2 separate regions of the Homo sapiens genome follow, and region 1 is linked to region 2. A link is an interaction called in ENCODE POLR2A ChIA-PET data of the cell type or tissue named here. Cell type or tissue: Caco-2. All regions are shown on one strand. Each heading gives the region's core, and the rest is flanking DNA. Links, peaks and the distances in the headings are about the cores only.

Region 1 (8,332 bases), core at 46-8,045, 70 kb after region 2:
ATTAGCTGGGATTGCAGGCATGTGCCACCACAACTGGCTAATTTTTGTATTTTTAATAGAGATGGGGTTTCACCATGTTGGCCAGGCTGGTCTCAAACTCCCACCTCGGCCTCTCAAAGTACTGAGATTACAGGTGTGAGCCACTGCGCCTGGCCTGTAAGAGTCCATTTTTATGTCTTCCATATTGTCACTTGATGCTGTTTCTCCAGCTGCCTTTTTGGTGTCAGATTCACACAGAAATATTGGGAATCCTAAAATTTTATGTTGATTCAATTGATTAAAGTGCTAGAGGACCAAAACATATGTTAGAGTATTCTTGGGTTTTCTCATCTGTTGTGCTTCTGTTCTTTGGCATATGTACGTTTAATTTTTTAATATATTCACTAAAATGTTTTGTTTAATGTACCGTGATTTTGAATTTAAACTCTATTTAGGATAGGATGAGCTTTTCGCTTGTCACTGATACATCCTGAAGTCTGCAGGATCTCTGAATTCCAACCATATTTGGACTTATGTCCCTGGAGTAGACCCTGAATTCTATAACTAGGGTGTGATTAGGCCATTTGGAATTAAATGCTCTTTTGTTTTGTAGAAAATATTGATGTAACTTTGTATGCAGTTTTTAAATGGTTTGAAATATTAGTAACTTGCTTTCATACATACTTTATGAAACAAAGTTCATTTTATAGTGAAGAATTCTTTGACTTATGTGATTTGGGTGAGAAACCAGTTTTCCCTTATTTTAAAAAAAATGGTAAGTTTTCCTAAAATTCTCATTTATTAAAAATAAAACTAGGCTGGGTGTGGTGGCTCATGCCTGTAATCCCAGCACTTTGGGAGGCTGAGGCAGGTGGATCACTTGAGGTCAGGAGTCTGAGACCAGCCTGGCCAACATGGTGAAACCCCGTCTCTACTAAACATATGAGAATTAACTGGGTGTCGTGGCGCGTGCCTGTAATCCCAGCCACTCGGGAGGCTGAGGCGGGAGAATCGCTTGAACCCAGAAGGTGAAGGTTGAAGTGAGCCGAGATTGCGCCATTGCACTCCAGCCTGGGTGACAGAGTGAGACTCCATCTCTAAAAATAAATTAGAAATGGTTACCAAATTTTACTTATCTCAAAATAAAAAACCTTAGGTATGTTAATTTTTTTTTTTTTTTTTTTTTTGTGCCAGAGTCTCACTGTCGCCCTGGCTGGAGTGCAGTGGCGCAATCTCGGCTCACTGCAGGCTCCGCCCCCTGGGGTTCACGCCATTCTCTTGCCTCAGCCTCCCGAGTAGCTGGGACTACAGGCAGCCGCCACCTTGCCCGGCTAATTTTTTGTATTTTTAGTAGAGACGGGGTTTCACCGTGTTAGCCAGGATGGTCTCGATCTCCTGACCTCGTGATCCGCCCGCCTCGGCCTCCCAAAGTGCTGGGATTATAGGCGTGAGCCACCGCGCCCAGCCAGGTATGTTAATTATATGGCAACAGTGTCCAATATTTTGGACCCAGTAGATTAGAGTTTACAATAGGAAATACTGCCTTTTTTTTTTTTTTTTTTGAGACGGAGTCTGGCCCTATTGCCAGGCTGGAGTGCCGTGGCGCGATCTCGGCTCACTGTAACCTCCGCCTCCCAGGTTCAAGCAATTCTCCTGCCTCAGCCTCTCGAGTAGCTGGGATTACAGGCGCGCACCACCACGCCCAGCTAATTTTTGTATTTTTAGTAGAGACAGGGTTTCACCACGTTGGCCAGGATGATCTCGATCTCCTGACCTCGTGATCCGCCTGTCTCAGCCTTCCAAAGTGCTGGGATTACAGGCATGAGCCACCACGCCTGGCCTGATACTGCCATTTCTTCAACCAGCAAACATTTATTGATATTGAGTATCATTATATGCCAGACAGCATACCAGATTCTGGGGAGGCGGGATTGAATGAGTCACAGCTCTGACTTGAGAAACTTAGAGAGTGAGTCAGACAATAAAAAAGGAAGAAAATCAAATGTAAAGAAAACATACCACACATGCCTGTGTGGAAGTAAAGGTGTTTGGGACCGGGACCGGGGTCTCTGAGAGGGCCTCTCCTGACTGCCTGGCTTCTAATTAAGCTTTATAGCTTTTAAAATTATTATAGTCAGGCCGGGTGCAATGGCTGATGCCTGTAATCCCAGCACCTTGGGAGGCCAAGGCGGGCAGATCACTTGAGGCCAGGAGTTTGAGACCAGCCTAGCCAACATGGTAAAACCCCGTCTCTACTGAAAATGCAAAAATTAGCTGGGCGTGGTGGCAGGCGCCTGTAATCCCAGCTACTTGGGAGGCTGAGGTGCAAGAAACACTTCAACACAGGAGACCGAGGTTGCAGCGAGCCAAAATCACACCACTGCACTCCAGCCTGGGTAACAGAGTGGGACTCTGCCTCTTAATATATAACTGTTCTTAGGCTTTAAAATTCATACTAAGCCCCTTTAATAATCCTTATAATGTTAGACTCCCAGATAATGGTGCTGTGAATGTTTCTCTCTTGTATTTTCAAAAATAAACCAGATTAGAATTTTGTGACATTGAGCGTTGTTCATTCTGAAATACTGTTCCTAGCTAATACCTAGTCATTCATTAATTCTTTCAATAAGTATTTGGGTGCTTACTCTAGAGGGCAAAACACCCTGACACATTGGAGATTCAGCAGTGAACAAAACAGATGAAGTTTTACTCTCATGGAGCTTATGTTCAGATGGGAGACAGACAAGAAACAACCAATAAAGTGAAAATGAATATATTTACAATGTCGAGTGGCAATGAGTACTATGAAGAAAAATAAGGCAAGATAAGGGAATGGACAGTTAGACCCTTGGTTGAGGACAAGGGAACCAGTCAGCCATTCACAGCTCTGGGACAGAGAATTCCAGGGTGAGGGACTCACAAATACAAAGGCGGGATGTAAGGATGCCTCTTCAGAAACTTAGAGAAGGACTGGTGTAGCTGGAGGAGGATGGGGGAGCAAGGCAGAGTGGCACAAAATGATGTTGGCGAAGCAGGTGGGGCTCTCTCGGCCAGGTGACAAGTTTGGGTGGATTGCGGGTGCAACGGGAGGCCAAGAGTAGGCTTCTGGTAGGAGAGCGAGGGCACCTAGTTTACCTTTAAGAGGATCGTCGGCCGAGCACGGTGGCTCACACCTGTAATCCCAGCACTTTGGGAAGCTGAGGCCAGCGGATCACCTGAGGTCGGGAGTTCGAGACCAGCCTGACCAACATGGAAAAACCCCGTCTCTACTAAAAATACAAAATTAGTCAGGCATGGTAGCGCATGTGGGAGGTAATATATCCATTACTCTGACCTGTCTTTTAAAAACAGAGTGGTAGACCAGGTATCCTTACGTTAGTGATTCTGGGTCATGACACCCCAAGATCATTGGTGAGAGTACAATGAACATGCAAGGATGCATACAAGGTTGCTTTTGTGTTTGTTTTTTAGAAAATGAGGTTTGCAGACCTTTTGTCCTTTTTTACTCGATTTAAAAAATTTTCAACAGGTATTTATCTGAAGTACTGGGTACAGGCCAGTTTTTTTGTTTTTTGTTGTTGTTGTTTTTTGAACTACCACCACAGTCATGCAAATGAATATGAGCTGTTGAATTAATTACCCTATCTTCTACATCTCTTCTACTTCCCATCACGCAGGCCTATAAGAAGTTTGATGCCACATGTTCGGTCACAGTGTTTGCTCTAGGCAAATGCTTCTGGCTCTATATCCTGAGACGTTAGCAGTAGCACACCCCAAAGCTGATCATTACCTAGGAGACTTGGATATGCCTTATCTCTTGCCCTACTCTGAGCCTTTTGCAGCTCCCCCCGATTACCCTTAAGGTAAAGTCCAGTAGTAACATGGCTCCAACCTCTTCATCTTTTGTCAGATTTCAGAGAAGGCTGTGAGCCCTCAAAGGCTAAGTAACAGTGTCCTCTGGTAGGTTCTGTTTCTCGTGCTTTGATATGGTTTTATTTCATTGCCCTTTGTGTATATCTTGTTTCCACACTGACACCTTAGACTGTGTTAGGGAGACCCCAGTTTTTATTTTGTTCATAGCCCCTAGATTGTCTAGCAAAGTGCTGGATAGGTATTGGATAACTATCACACTGAGAGAAGGTGTGTGTGCCTATATGTTACTGATAATTTATGTATAGGGAAATTTTGACAAGCAGGTAAAAAGCCAAGCAAACTTTTTTTCACTGTGGTCCTGAAATGTGTAAAATTTTTTTTTTTTTTTTTTTTTTTTTGCTTATAAATGTGAAGTCCAGTTCTATACACATTAAACATCATGAGAATTGCTTGAACCTAGGAGGCAGAGGTTGCAGTGAGCTGAGATTGCGTCATTGCACTCCAGCCTAGGGAACAAGAGCGAGACTTTGTCTCAAAAAAAAAAAAAAAAAAAGTTCTTTGAGGTCTTCAATGATTTTGAGAGTATAAAGCATTCTTGAGAGCAAAAGGTTTGAGAACTGCTGTTCAAATGAAATAAATGTTTATTGTAATTGTTCAGTAGATAGCAGTTATAGATATTTATATGTATATCACAACTCCTAGTTGCAATACAGATAGATATTGGCCAGTCCAAAGTTTTTCATTTATTAAACTGTTTCTGGTGCTGGCTTTACAACTTGAGTCAGAATCAAATTGTCCTATAATGCAGGAACAAAAGAAAGCTGACCTTTCCCTCTGTGGGTCTCAATTCCTGTTCCAAATCCTAGCCTAAAATAAATTGACCTGACTTATTTCTTTGGTTCAGTTGTATGTGTGGGCTTTGCACACTTGTTTTTAAGTAATCGAATATCTAATCCAGTAGAAATGTATGTTGGAAGTATAGGATTAATTACTAATATATTTTGCCCTACTTCACAAGTAAAAATTAAATATCAGAAAATTATAACTTGAATTCACTGTTTTGAAACTAATAGCAACAAGCTTGTGATATTTGAATGTTAGGATTTCCTAATCAGATCTGATTGTTAGGTGAAAAGGTAACCTTTCAGCCATAGAGAAGTTCTTTGCTTAAGTTTGCAAGAGGAATAGTCCTACTATAAATAGTCCAGCTGACATTTAAATACCTGACATAAGAAACTAACACATTTTTTTGTCTTGCCAAAAAGAGCAACTCAAAATAGAGGTCACTTGTGTAATACAGCTTCCATTCAGTAATGAAGGGCTTAACTGTAGAAGCTGTTATACTTTGCCATTTATTTGACAGTCTTAACACTTTTTTTTTTTTGGAGATGGAGTCTTGCTCTGTCACTCAGGCTGGAGTGCAGTGGTGCAACCTCAGCTCACTGCAACCTCTGCCTCCAGGGTTCAAGCAATTTTTCTGCCTCAGCCTCCCGAGTAGCTGGGACTACAGGTGCACACCACCACGCCCGGCTAATTTTGTATTTTTAGTAGAGACGGAGTTTCATCATACTAGCCAGGCTGATCTTGAACTCTTGACCTCATGATCCACCCACCTCGGCCTCCCAAAGTGCTGGAATTACAGGTGTGAGCCACCGCGCCCCGTCTTTTTTTTTTTTTTTTTTTTAAATAGAGACAGGTTCTTGCTCTGTTGCCCAGGCTGGAATGCAGTGGCGTGATCATAGCTCACTACAGACTTGACCTTCCAGGCTCAAGCAGTCCTCCTGTCTCAGCCTCCTAAGCAGCTGGGACTACAGGTGTGCACCACCACACCCAGCTAATTTATTTATTATTTTTTGTTTATTTTTGGTTTTTGAGACAGGGTCTCACTCTGTCGCCCAGGCTGGAGTGCAGTGGTGCAGTCTCGCCTCACTGCAACCTCCGCCTTCCTGGCTCAAGTGACCCTCCCCTCTCAGCCTCCTGAGTAACTAGGACTACAGGTGGGCACCACCATGCCCAGCTAATTCTTGTATTTTTTTGTAGACATGAGATTTCTCCATGTTGCCCAGGCTGATCTCGAACTCCTGGCCTCAGACGATTGTCTTGGCCTCTCAAAGTGCTGGGATTACAGGTGTGAGCTGCCATACCCAGCTGACCAAGTTTTAGTAACATTAAAATCATTGTCCATTAAAAGTTAGTCACTTAAGGAATGCCGTTAAGTGAGATTCCTACTCAGAGAAGAACCCTTGATCCTTATTGAGATGAAGTGCTGGACAACCAAAGCCCTAAAGAAGCTGAGGGAGCTTGGCTTATGGATTCCTAGGGGAAGGAGCCTTCTGGACAGCAGGAATGACAGTCGCACAGGCCCTGGGTAGGTCCTTGCGTGGGGGTGCAGTTGAAATGGTTCCTAATTGGTTTTTTGTTATGCAAATAACATGGGATTGTTGTAAAAAAATCAGGAAATAGAGAAAGTAGGGGGAATCATCCATAATTCTTTTACCCAGAGATAACAGCTGTTAACATCTTGTTCTGTATCCTTACCAACTCTATAAAGCTCCTTAAGATGTCACTTATCATCTATATGAGTTTGCTAGTGCTGTCATAACAAAATACCATAGACTGGGTGGGGCTTAAACAACAAATTTCTCACAGCTCTAGAGACCAGAAGCCCAAGATCAAGGTGTCAGCAGGTTTTGTCACATTCTGAGGTACTGGGAGTTAGGACTTAAGTATATAAATTTGAGGGGAACACAGTTCAGCCCAGCCCATAGCACGATCTGTGAACAAGTACCTCAGTCATCAGCCTTCCTATCAATATGATTCTTTTGATGTTCATTTTTATTAGTGCAGGCTTGTAAATTAACCAGTAGTAATGTAGTGACTTTTCCCCCGCTAGCCTAATTAGGATTATTAAAGATTTAGATTGAACCCTTTCTGAACAATAGTTGTGTTGTCTGGCTTTTTGCCTATAATGTCACCACTATCTTTCAGTTTTATGTTTGCTACAGGAGACTTAATCCAGTATAGCTGAATAATCCAGTTGGCTGCTGTGCAGATGAAAATGCCAGTGTTTTCCAAACAAGCAGTTCAAGTATGCTTGCAGGTTTTGCTGTTTCCTTTCAAATACCATATGTAGTACTATTTAATATTTTTCTTGTAATCAACTGACTCTTTTGCTTACATTTATTTTAAAGGAAACTTTTACCATTATTATAAATGGGAAGTTAGTATATTACTTACCCTAAATAAGTTATTCTTAAACATAAATACGTGACTGTAAAACGAAGTGTTCAATCACATACCACCGAAAGTCCTCTAACATACCACTACCAACTCTGTCCTTCAGTTGCTTGGACCAAAAACCTGGGAGCTGTAGTTGACTCTTGTCTCTCACACCTCACAGGCAACCTGATAGCAAATCTCCACAGCTCAGACCTCTGAAATGCCTAGAATTACGCCACTCCTCACTACTTTCCTGCTATCACCCTGGTCCAAACGGGTATTATCTTTTGCTAGGATTATTGCAGTAGCCTCCTAGCTGCTTCTGCCCTTGCTCCCTTCACTCTCATCCTCACACAGCAGTCTGAGGGATCCTATTAAAAACAAGACAGATCATGTCACTCAGTAACAGTTGGCATCCTTAATCTCCTCTTGCTCTCTCATCTTCCTCACTTGGTTTGAGCTAAATTGGCCTCCTTGCTGTCCTTTGACACCCTAAGCAGCCTCTATTTTAGGGCCTTTGCACTTGTTTGCTCTGTCTCAAAGACTTTCTCCTCAGCTATCCATAAATCATGCCCTCTCACCTTCTTTAGGTCTTTAGTTATGACACCTGATTGCAATAACACTTTTCCTTTATCCCTCCATTTAAAAGTATAGCCCCTCCCGTATTACTCCCTCCTCCGGAACACCAGGATCTGTCATACTGTATAATTTACATATTCATTTTTGTCCATTATATGTCTTCTACTAGAATGTAAGCTGCAGGCATTTTTGTTTTATTCACTGCTTGTTCTTCAGTGCTTAGAAAAGTCCCCGATGTATACTAAGTACTCAAATATTTATTCCAATTGAATTAATGGCGTGTGTCCTACACTTTGGGAAATACATATACTGGCAACACCTCCCACAATCTGGGGTCCCTCCAGTGAGCCTCTCTTCACAGTCACATGGTTAGTCCTGTTTGTCTCTGAGAGTCTGGCCAATTGAGAGCTCAGCATTCAAGGCAGAGAACTTGAAACTTGACTGGATCCTGAGTTTTTTCCAGAGAAAATAGTGCATATGCCAGGGAAAATGGAGGAAGGAGAGACAGTCAGGATTGGTTGGGAGTGCAACCCTAGGAGAGATGATTTGTTCCCCAAGCACAGAAGGAAAGTCCATCTCTCTCTCCTCCCATAGCCCCCTCCCTTGTCTGGCCCCAGTACCTAGGTTCTGTTCTGGAAGACACCTAGAAATGGCTCAAGCCTCAGCCTGAACCCGGTACTGT
Region 2 (8,332 bases), core at 113-8,112:
CTGGTACCTGCCATCCACCTCTTCTCACCCCCACTCAAAGGCAGCCATTCTGTCACTTTGTGTCTTTTTGCTGGAATGTGTCCCTGCAAAACACATGTGGCTACTTTGTGGCATGAACACTTGTGTGAAGGGTTTTGTAGCTGTGGCTCATCCACGGTCCTTTCTATGAGCAGTCCCCAGTCTCAGCCGCCCAGTCCCTGGGGTAGACACCCAAGTGACCCCCAACCTGCCCCACCACAGATAAGGTGAGCTGCCACCTCCTTGCACCCTCTAGGGCTGGTGTGAGGATGTCTCTGGGACTTTGGCTTGAGAGTAGGTTGTAGGGGATGGGGGGACTAATTTGACTAAGTACCAGGTGCTCTACAGAAAGGCTGTCCCGTCTCCACTCACACCAGCTGTGCCCAAGGGTTTTATATCCCATATCTTCCACCACCGCTTGGTACTATTCACCATTTTTTTTTTTTTTTTTTTTTGAGACAGAGTCTTGCTCTGTCGCCCAGGCTGGAGTGCAGTGGTGCAATCTCAGCTCACTGCAACCTCCACCTCCTAGATTCAAGCAATTCTCGTGCCTCAGCCTCCCGAGTAGCTGGGACTACAAGTGCCCACCACCATGCCTGGCTAATTTTTGTATTTTTAGTAGACACGGAGTTTCTCCATGTTGGCCAGGCTGGTCTCGAACTCCTGACCTCAGGTGATCTACCTGCCTTGGCCTCCCAAAGTGCTGGGATTTCAGGCGTGCACCAACACACCTGGCACTATTCACCTTTTAAATTTTTTTTTAATTTTGAAATACTTTCAGACTTAGAGAAAAGTTACAAATACTTCAAATATTTCCCAAATGTTTTCATTTTACTACATTTGATGTATCATATTCTCCTTCTTTCTCTCTCTCTCTCTCCACAGACACACACACACACACACACACACGCACATGTGTCGTTTTTTGTTTGTTTGCTTTTTGAGACAGGGTCTCTCTGTCACCTTTTTAATTAGCCAGGCGTGGTGTTGCACATTTGTAGGCCCAGCTACTCAGGAGGCTGAGGTGGGAGGATCGCTTGAATCCAGGAGTTCGAGGCTATAGTGAGCAGGTATCATGCCACTGCACTCCCTCCTGGGCAACAGAGCGAGACACCATCTCCAAAGAAAAAAAAAAAGAAAAAAAAACAAAACAAAAAGATGTCTGCGGTTGGGCATGGTGGCTCATGCCTGTAATCCCAGCACTTTGAGAGGCCAAGGCGGGTGGATCACGAGGCCAGGAGTTCAAGACCAGCCTGGCCAACATGGTGAAACCCTGTCCCTACTAAAAATACAAAAATTAGCCGGGCGTGGTGGTGGGCGCCTGTAATCCCAGCTACTCGGGAGGCGGAGACAGGGGAATCGCTTGAACCCGGGAGGCAGAGGTTGCTGTGAGCCGAAATTGTGCCACTGTACTCCAGCTTGGACAACAGAGCGAGACCCTGTGTCAATAAATAAATAAATAAATAAATAAATAATGTGACCTGTTAATGTGAGTTACATATTTAATTTAAAATTGTCTAGACTGACCAGCCTGTGCAACATAGTGAGACTCCATCTCTATGAAAAAATTTAAAAATTAACTGGACATAGTGGTGCCTGCCTGTAGTCTCAGATACTTGGGAGGTGAGGCAGGAGGACTGCCTGAGCCCAGGACTTCAAGGCTCCAGTGAGCTATGACTGCACTCCAGCCTCGGTGACAGAGCAAGACCTTGTCTCTAAAAATAAATATTTTCTTTTTTGAGACAGAGTTTTGCTCTTGTTGCCTGGGCTGGAGTGCAATGACACTATCAGCTCATCGCAACCTCCATCTCCCGGGTTCAAGCGATTCTCCTGTCTCAGCCTCCCGAGTAGCTGGGATTACAGGCATGCACCACCACACCTGGCTAATTTTGTATTTTTAGTAGAGGCGGGGTTTCTCCATGTTGGTCAGGCTGGTCTCAAACTCTCAACCTCATGTGATCCATCCACCTTGGCCTCCCAAAGTGCTGGGATTACAGGCGTGAGCCACCGCACCCGGCTTCTTTTTTTTTTTTTTTTTTAATTTTTTGAGACAGAGTCTCACTCTGTTGCCCAGGCTGGAATGCAGTGGTGCTATCTCTGCTCACTGCAACCTTCACCTCCCAGGTTCAAGCGATTCTCCTGACTCAGTCTCCTGAGTAGCTGGGATTACAGGCGCCTGCCACCACGCCTGGCTAATTTTTTTTGTATTTTTAATAGAGACAGTGTTACACCATTTTGGCCAGGCTGGTCTCGAACTCATGACCCCAGGTATTCCACCTGCCTCAGCTTCCCAAAGTGCTGGGATTACAAACATGAGCCACTGCACCCCGCCAAGGGTTGTAGTTCTTAAAGTCTTTCTTTATCAGGCATATAAGAATGAGACCCCTCTCTTCATGGTCTGCCTCTATTTGTGAAGGTTTTCTTAACATTAGTGACACCAGGCCAGGCGCGGTGGCTCACGTTTGTAATCCCAGCACTTTGGGAGGCTGAGGAGGGCGGATTACGAGGTCAGGAGATCGAGACCACGATGAAACCCCGTCTCTACTAAAAATGCAAAAAATTAGCTGGGCGTGGTGGCGGGTGCCTGCAGTCCCAGCTACTCCAAGAGGCTGAGGCAGGAGAATGGTGTGAAGCTGGGAGGCGGAGCTTGCAGTGAGCCGAGATCGCACCACTGCACTCCCTCCTGGGCAACAGAGCGAGACTCCATCTCAAAAAAAAAAAAAAAAAAAAAAAAAAAAACATTAGTGACACCATTTTGATTCTGACAACTGTCACACATTTTTTTATTGTGGTAAAATATTTAACAGAATATTTATATTTTTCACCATTATTAAGTGTACAATTCAGTGGCATTAAATGCATTCACACTAGGCACAGTGGCTCACACCTGTAATCCCAGCACTTTGGGAGGCCAAGGCGGGAGAATTACTTGAGCCCAAGTGTTCAAGACCAGCCTGGGCAACATAGCGATACCCCCATCTCTACAAAAAAATACAAGAAAAATCAGCCAGGCGTGGTGGCACGCACCTGTAGTCCCAGCTACTCGGGAGGCTGAGGTGGGAAAATCACTTGAGCACGGGAGGTCGAAGCTGCAGTGAGCTAGGATTGCACCACTGCAGTCCAGCCTGGGCAACAGAATAAGACCTTGTCACAAAAAACAAAGAAAAGAAAAAAAATTCACAATGCTGTATACTCGTCATAACTCTCTGTATCCAAAACTTTTCCATCATCCCCAACACAAACTCTGTCCTCATTCAACAATTCCCCCCTCTCTCCAGGTAATCTCTATTCTATTTTCCATCTCTCAGAATCTGCCCATCCCAGGTACCTCATACAACATTGTCCTTCTGTGTCTGGCTTCTTTCACTGAGCACAATGTTTTCCAGGTCCATAGGTGTTGTGGTCTGTGTTGGAATGTTCTTCCTGGGACAAAACAAGGCCTGTCTGACTCCAGGGCTGCCCCCGATCCCCCACGCCCACCTGCCTGTCCCCTCTGCAGGCCTCAGTGCTTCTGTCTGTAGGAAGGGAAGGGCTGGGCGGCCTGCTGGGCTGGTCACCTGCCACCTTGCCGTCAGCGCCTTCCCTCGCGTTAATCACTGTTCAGCCAGAAAACCGAAACCCCTGAACACCGCAACAGAGACTCTCCCACAGGGAACGGGTTACAGAGACGACGGTGGAGGCAGAGGCCGAACGGGATGGGGAGGACGCTCCGAGAAAGAAATCGCAGCCGCAGAGAGCCACTGCCACCTCTAAGCTGGAGGGGCTGGTAAGGTTGCTGTAGCCCAGGGCCTGCGTCACTCCGCAAAGCGGGAGGCACAGGGGCCTGTCCCGGGGCGCTCCCCGACCGGGGCCTCCCGTTGGCCAATAGGAACTCACCGGACGCGAGCCTGGGAAAGGCGCCGCAGGGTCAGCTCTGGGATACACAGAGCAGAGCTGCAGAGGGCGGAGCTTGGATCGGAAGGCAAAGAGCCCCCGCCCCCGCCCGACAGACCCTCCCTCCCTGGTCAACTCCTACCAGGCAGCCCCCACTGTGGCTCCAAGCCCTGGCTTCTCGGACCCAGCTTCCTTCTGTCCCGCTGGCCTAGGGTGGAGCGCCTCCAGCTGTGGCCAATGCTTCACCTGGCCTTTCTGCATCTCGGCTCGTCCGTCCTCTGTGTAAGCAATGCCTGTATTCCATCCCTTCTGTCTGAAATGCCTAGGGTGGTCTCCCTCTTCCAGACTGGCCCCCAATGAGACACCAGTGGTGCTGTCGTTTACAGAGTGGCCACAGTGCTACCACGGGAGGTTAGTGGATGGCTGAGTCATGAACCAGAAAGGAGGGCAGAAGTGAGGTGAGATGGGTCCCCAAGGCAGGGCCACTCCGTGGTAAGTGCAGGATCTCAAGGCAGACCCTGAGCTTTACAGAGACGTTGAGTGGCCACAATCAGGCCCCCAGCTCAGCCAGTGGACGGGCTCCATGTGGCACTGGGCCAAAGAAACCAGCCTCCACTGAGGGCCTCCTGTGTGCCCAGCTGTATTCCCACGTCAACCCCATCTCAGCTGGCAGGGCTCACCGTAATAGAGGACTGCAGACTGTGTGGTTTAATCAACAGAGATTGTTGTCAAGGTGTGAGCGGGGCTGGCTTCTCCCGCAGCCTCGCTCCGGGGCTTGTAGATGGCCGCCTTCTTGCTCTGGGCTCACATGGCCCTCCCTCTGTTTGTGTCTGTGTCCACATTTCCTCTTCCTATGAAGACAACGATTATATTGGATTAGGGTCCACCCTAATGACCTCATTTTTACTTAATTACCTTTTTTTTTTTTTCAAGAGGGAGCTTCACTCTGTGACCCAGGCTGGAGTGCAGTGGCGGGATCTCGGCTCACTGCAACTCCCGCCTCCCGGCTTCCAGCAATTCTCCTGCCTCAGCCTGCCGGGTAGCTAGGATTACAGATGTTCACCACCATGCCCAGCTAATTTTTGTATTTTTCCTAGAGATAGGGTTTCACCATGTTGGCCAGGCTGGTCTCGAATTCCTGACCTCAAGTAATCTGCCCACCTCCACCTCCCAAAGTGCTGGGATTACAGGCGTGAGCCGCTGTGCCTGGCCACTTAATTACCCCTTTAAAGGCCTTATTTCCAAATACAGTAACATTCTGAGGTACTGGGGGTTAGAATCTCAACATAATTATTTGGAGGAGGTCATCATTCAGCCTGTGACACCCCCCAGTTTCACAAGGTGGGCATTATCGGCCCTGTTTTCCAAATGAGGAAACTGAGGCCCAGAGAGTGGCTCACCCAAGGCCACCCAGAGCTGGGTCTCCTCAGGTCCAGGGCTCCCCACCCCCCACACCATGAGCAGGGCTGCTGCTCCACCTGCCAGCCCAGGGAATCTTCTGTCACTCTCTGTGACTGCCGCAGACCCTGGGAAACGGATTCCAATCCCTCTTCCTTTCGTTCCCTCTGCTGTGTGTAATAAGATGATGACCCACCATTTATTGGCCCTTTCCTATGTGTGAGGCTCTTCCACTAGCATTTCTCATGCATTCCATACACACACACGACACGGCTCCTCTGGCTCTGCTCAAGCCTCCTCAGAGATGCCCTCCTCACACACCCCACTTGTAACAATGCCTCCACCCACACCAGCACGCCTCCTGCTTTATTTTCGTTTGTAGTGTCATAAATACCTGAAATTAGGCTGGATACGGTGGTTCACGCCTGTAATCCCGCCACTGGGAGGCCGAGGTGGGTAAATTACTTGAGGCCAGGAGTTCGAGACTAGCCTGGGCGACATGGAAAAACCCCATCTCTACTAAAATACAAAAATTAGCCGACTACTAAAATACAAAAGTTAGCCGACATGGTGGTGTGTACCTGTAGTCCCAGCTACTTGGCAGGCCAAGGCATGAGAATCACTGGAACCCAGGAGGTGGAGGCTGCAGTGACTGAGATGGCACCAGTGCACTCCAACCTGGGTGACAAACTGAGACTCTGTCTCAAAAATAAATAAATAAATAAAAATAATACCTGAGATTATATCACATGCATGCTTATTGGTTTGTTGTGTTCTCTGCACTAGACTGTAAGCTCCAGGAGGGCAGGACCCAGGCCTCATCCCCTGCTGTATCCCTGGCACCTAGATGAGATTGTCAGTCACTGACATCTTTATTGAAATGTTGTTTCAATAAATTATTAAATAAATTAGTTCTTTCACCCAGCCCTCACCAATAATCTGTAACACGGGCCTTAGGATCCTTATTTTATTTTATTTTTTTTGAGACAGAGTCTTGCTCTGTCTCCCAGGCTGGAGTGCAGTGGCGTGATCTCAGCTCACTGCAACCTCTGCCTCCCAGGTTCAAGTGATTCTCTTGCCTCAGCCTCCCGAGTAGCTGGGATTACAGGCACACGCCACCACACCCAGCTAATTTTTGTATTCTTAGTAGAGATGGGGTTTCACCATGTTGGCCAGGCTGGTCTCGAACTCTTGACCTTGTGATCTGCCCGCCTCAGCCTCCCAAAGTTCTGGGATTAAAGGCATGAGCCACCGCACCTGGCCCAGAATCCTTATTTTACAGAAGAAGAAAGTGAGGCTCAGAGAAAGTCCCAAATCCACCCAGGCTCACCCAGCTAGTAAGTAGTGAAGCTGGAATTTGAACCCAAGTCTATGCTTGCAACCTCCACACCCAGGCCACCTCCTTGCCTTGACCTTCCTTCCAAATCTCTCCCTGCTCTGTGCCTTCCCAAACCACCCTCACACAATTGCCCCGAACCTCTCTTCTTCTAGAAATTCCCAATACGTAACCAAGCTGGGCTGCAGTATCCCTTTGTGCCAGCAGGTGTCACCAGAGAATCCAGAAAGCCATAGTCCGCGGTCTTGCACTCCAGAGCACAGTTCATACTCTGATTTACTTAATCACTTTTAAGGATATTTCCAAGTTTTTGCTCCACAAAGGAAGGTGCAGCTGCATCCTGGCACCTGTGTTCATGTGCTATGTGGTGAGAATTTCCCTGGGAATGGATTCCTAGAAATGCAATTGCAAAAGAGCAAAAATAACTTTAAATTGCATAGATTTAAAGATTTGCTAAGCCGGGTTTACAACTGAGAAATGTGAGACCCAGAGAGGGCACATGGGTGGCTCAGGGGCACACAGCTAGCTAGTGGAAAGGCCAGATTTAGAACTAGTAGTACTAGCTCCTCTGGGCCAGGCGCGGTGGCTTACACCTGTAATCCCAGCACTTTGGAAGGCCAAGGTGGGCAAATCACTTGAGCCAAAGAGTTCGAGACCAGCCTGGTAGAGTGAGACCTTGTCGTTAAAAAAAATACAGAAAAAAAATCAGCCAGGCACGGTGGTACACACCTGCAGTCCTAGCACTTTTGGAGACCAAGGTGGGCAGATCACTTGAATCCTGGAGTTTGAGATCAGCCTGGGCAACATAGTGAGACCATGTCTCTATAAAAAATACATATATATATCTCCAGCTGTGGTGGCACACATCTGTAGTTCCAGCTACTCAGGAGGCTGAGGTGAGAGGACTGCTGGAGCCCAAGAGGTCAAGGCAGCAGTGAGCCGTGATCACACCACTGCACTCCAGCCTGGGCAACAGAGCGAGACCCTGTGTCAGAAAGAACTAGCCTCCAGCCATGAATATTTCTACTGCACCTGGACGTTGCTCCCACCTAGGCTAAGGCAGAGTCTTTGTGCATGAATCTGTATGGGGGCCTGGATCTGACTGCTTCTTTGGTTATTCAATCATCCATTTATTCATTAGACAAACTACAATGGTGGGATACAGGCTCCATGCTGTAAGAAAGGTTCAAATAACAACTGCCTCCTAGTCAAAAAGTAGTTTGTTTTCCTCTCTCATATTAATCTGAATGAAAGTGATCCAGAGCTGCATAGTTGCTTTACGGTGTCAGGAACCCAGTCTTTTGCTATCTTGCGCTCTTTTTGTTGAAGACAACTGGCAGTTTTCATCTTATGGTCCAAAATGGCTGCCCAAGGCTGGACACAGTGGCACATGCCTGTAATCCCAGCACTTTGGGAGTCCAAGGTGGGCGGACCACTTGAGCTCAAGAGTTCAAGACCAGCCTGGGCAACATGGTGAAACCTCATCTCTACAAAAAAAAATTAACCAAGCGTGGCGGCAGGTGCCTGTTGTCCCAGCTACTTGGGAGGCTGGGTGGATCGCTTGAACCCGGGAGGTGGAGGTTGCAGTGAGCTGAGATCGCACCACTGCACTCCAGCCTGGGTGACAGAGTGAGACCCTGTCTCAAAAAAAAAAAAACCCTATGTTGACTTCTAGTCAACATAGTACTGGTAGTTCTAGCCAGAGCA

The links. ChIA-PET counts read pairs that join two places held together with the same protein. Peaks named below come from ENCODE experiments on the same cell type or tissue, not always from the same donor. Only the 100,000 strongest peaks of a DNase experiment are listed, where the experiment ranks them.
Region 1: POLR2A ChIA-PET joins it to region 2 with 14 read pairs; 30 of 35 experiments call an interaction of 5 or more read pairs at or near these places.

The regions. Positions count from the first base shown.
Region 1 is chr20:50,097,490-50,105,821 of GRCh38, reverse strand. The region is part of intron 5 of PEDS1-UBE2V1 (PEDS1-UBE2V1 readthrough); the gene reads left to right. The region is part of intron 1 of UBE2V1 (ubiquitin conjugating enzyme E2 V1); the gene reads left to right. Among named protein-coding and RNA genes, the nearest start is that of UBE2V1, 11 kb to the left of the region's middle. RefSeq lists an enhancer at 5,897-6,560. In Caco-2, for the core only: no CTCF peak of the experiment used is centred there; DNase peaks (open chromatin) are centred at 1,911, 3,761, 4,341, 6,151 and 2 weaker places.
Region 2 is chr20:50,168,032-50,176,363 of GRCh38, reverse strand. LINC01273 (long intergenic non-protein coding RNA 1273) reads right to left here and starts at 3,794. Exons shown (of 3, transcript NR_109943.1): 1 at 3,576-3,794; 2 at 3,347-3,441; 3 at 1-83. RefSeq lists an enhancer at 3,595-4,096. In Caco-2, for the core only: a CTCF peak has its summit at 6,813 (motif pointing right); DNase peaks (open chromatin) are centred at 2,619, 3,893, 5,649 and 6,823; H3K4me3 peaks cover 1,491 bases.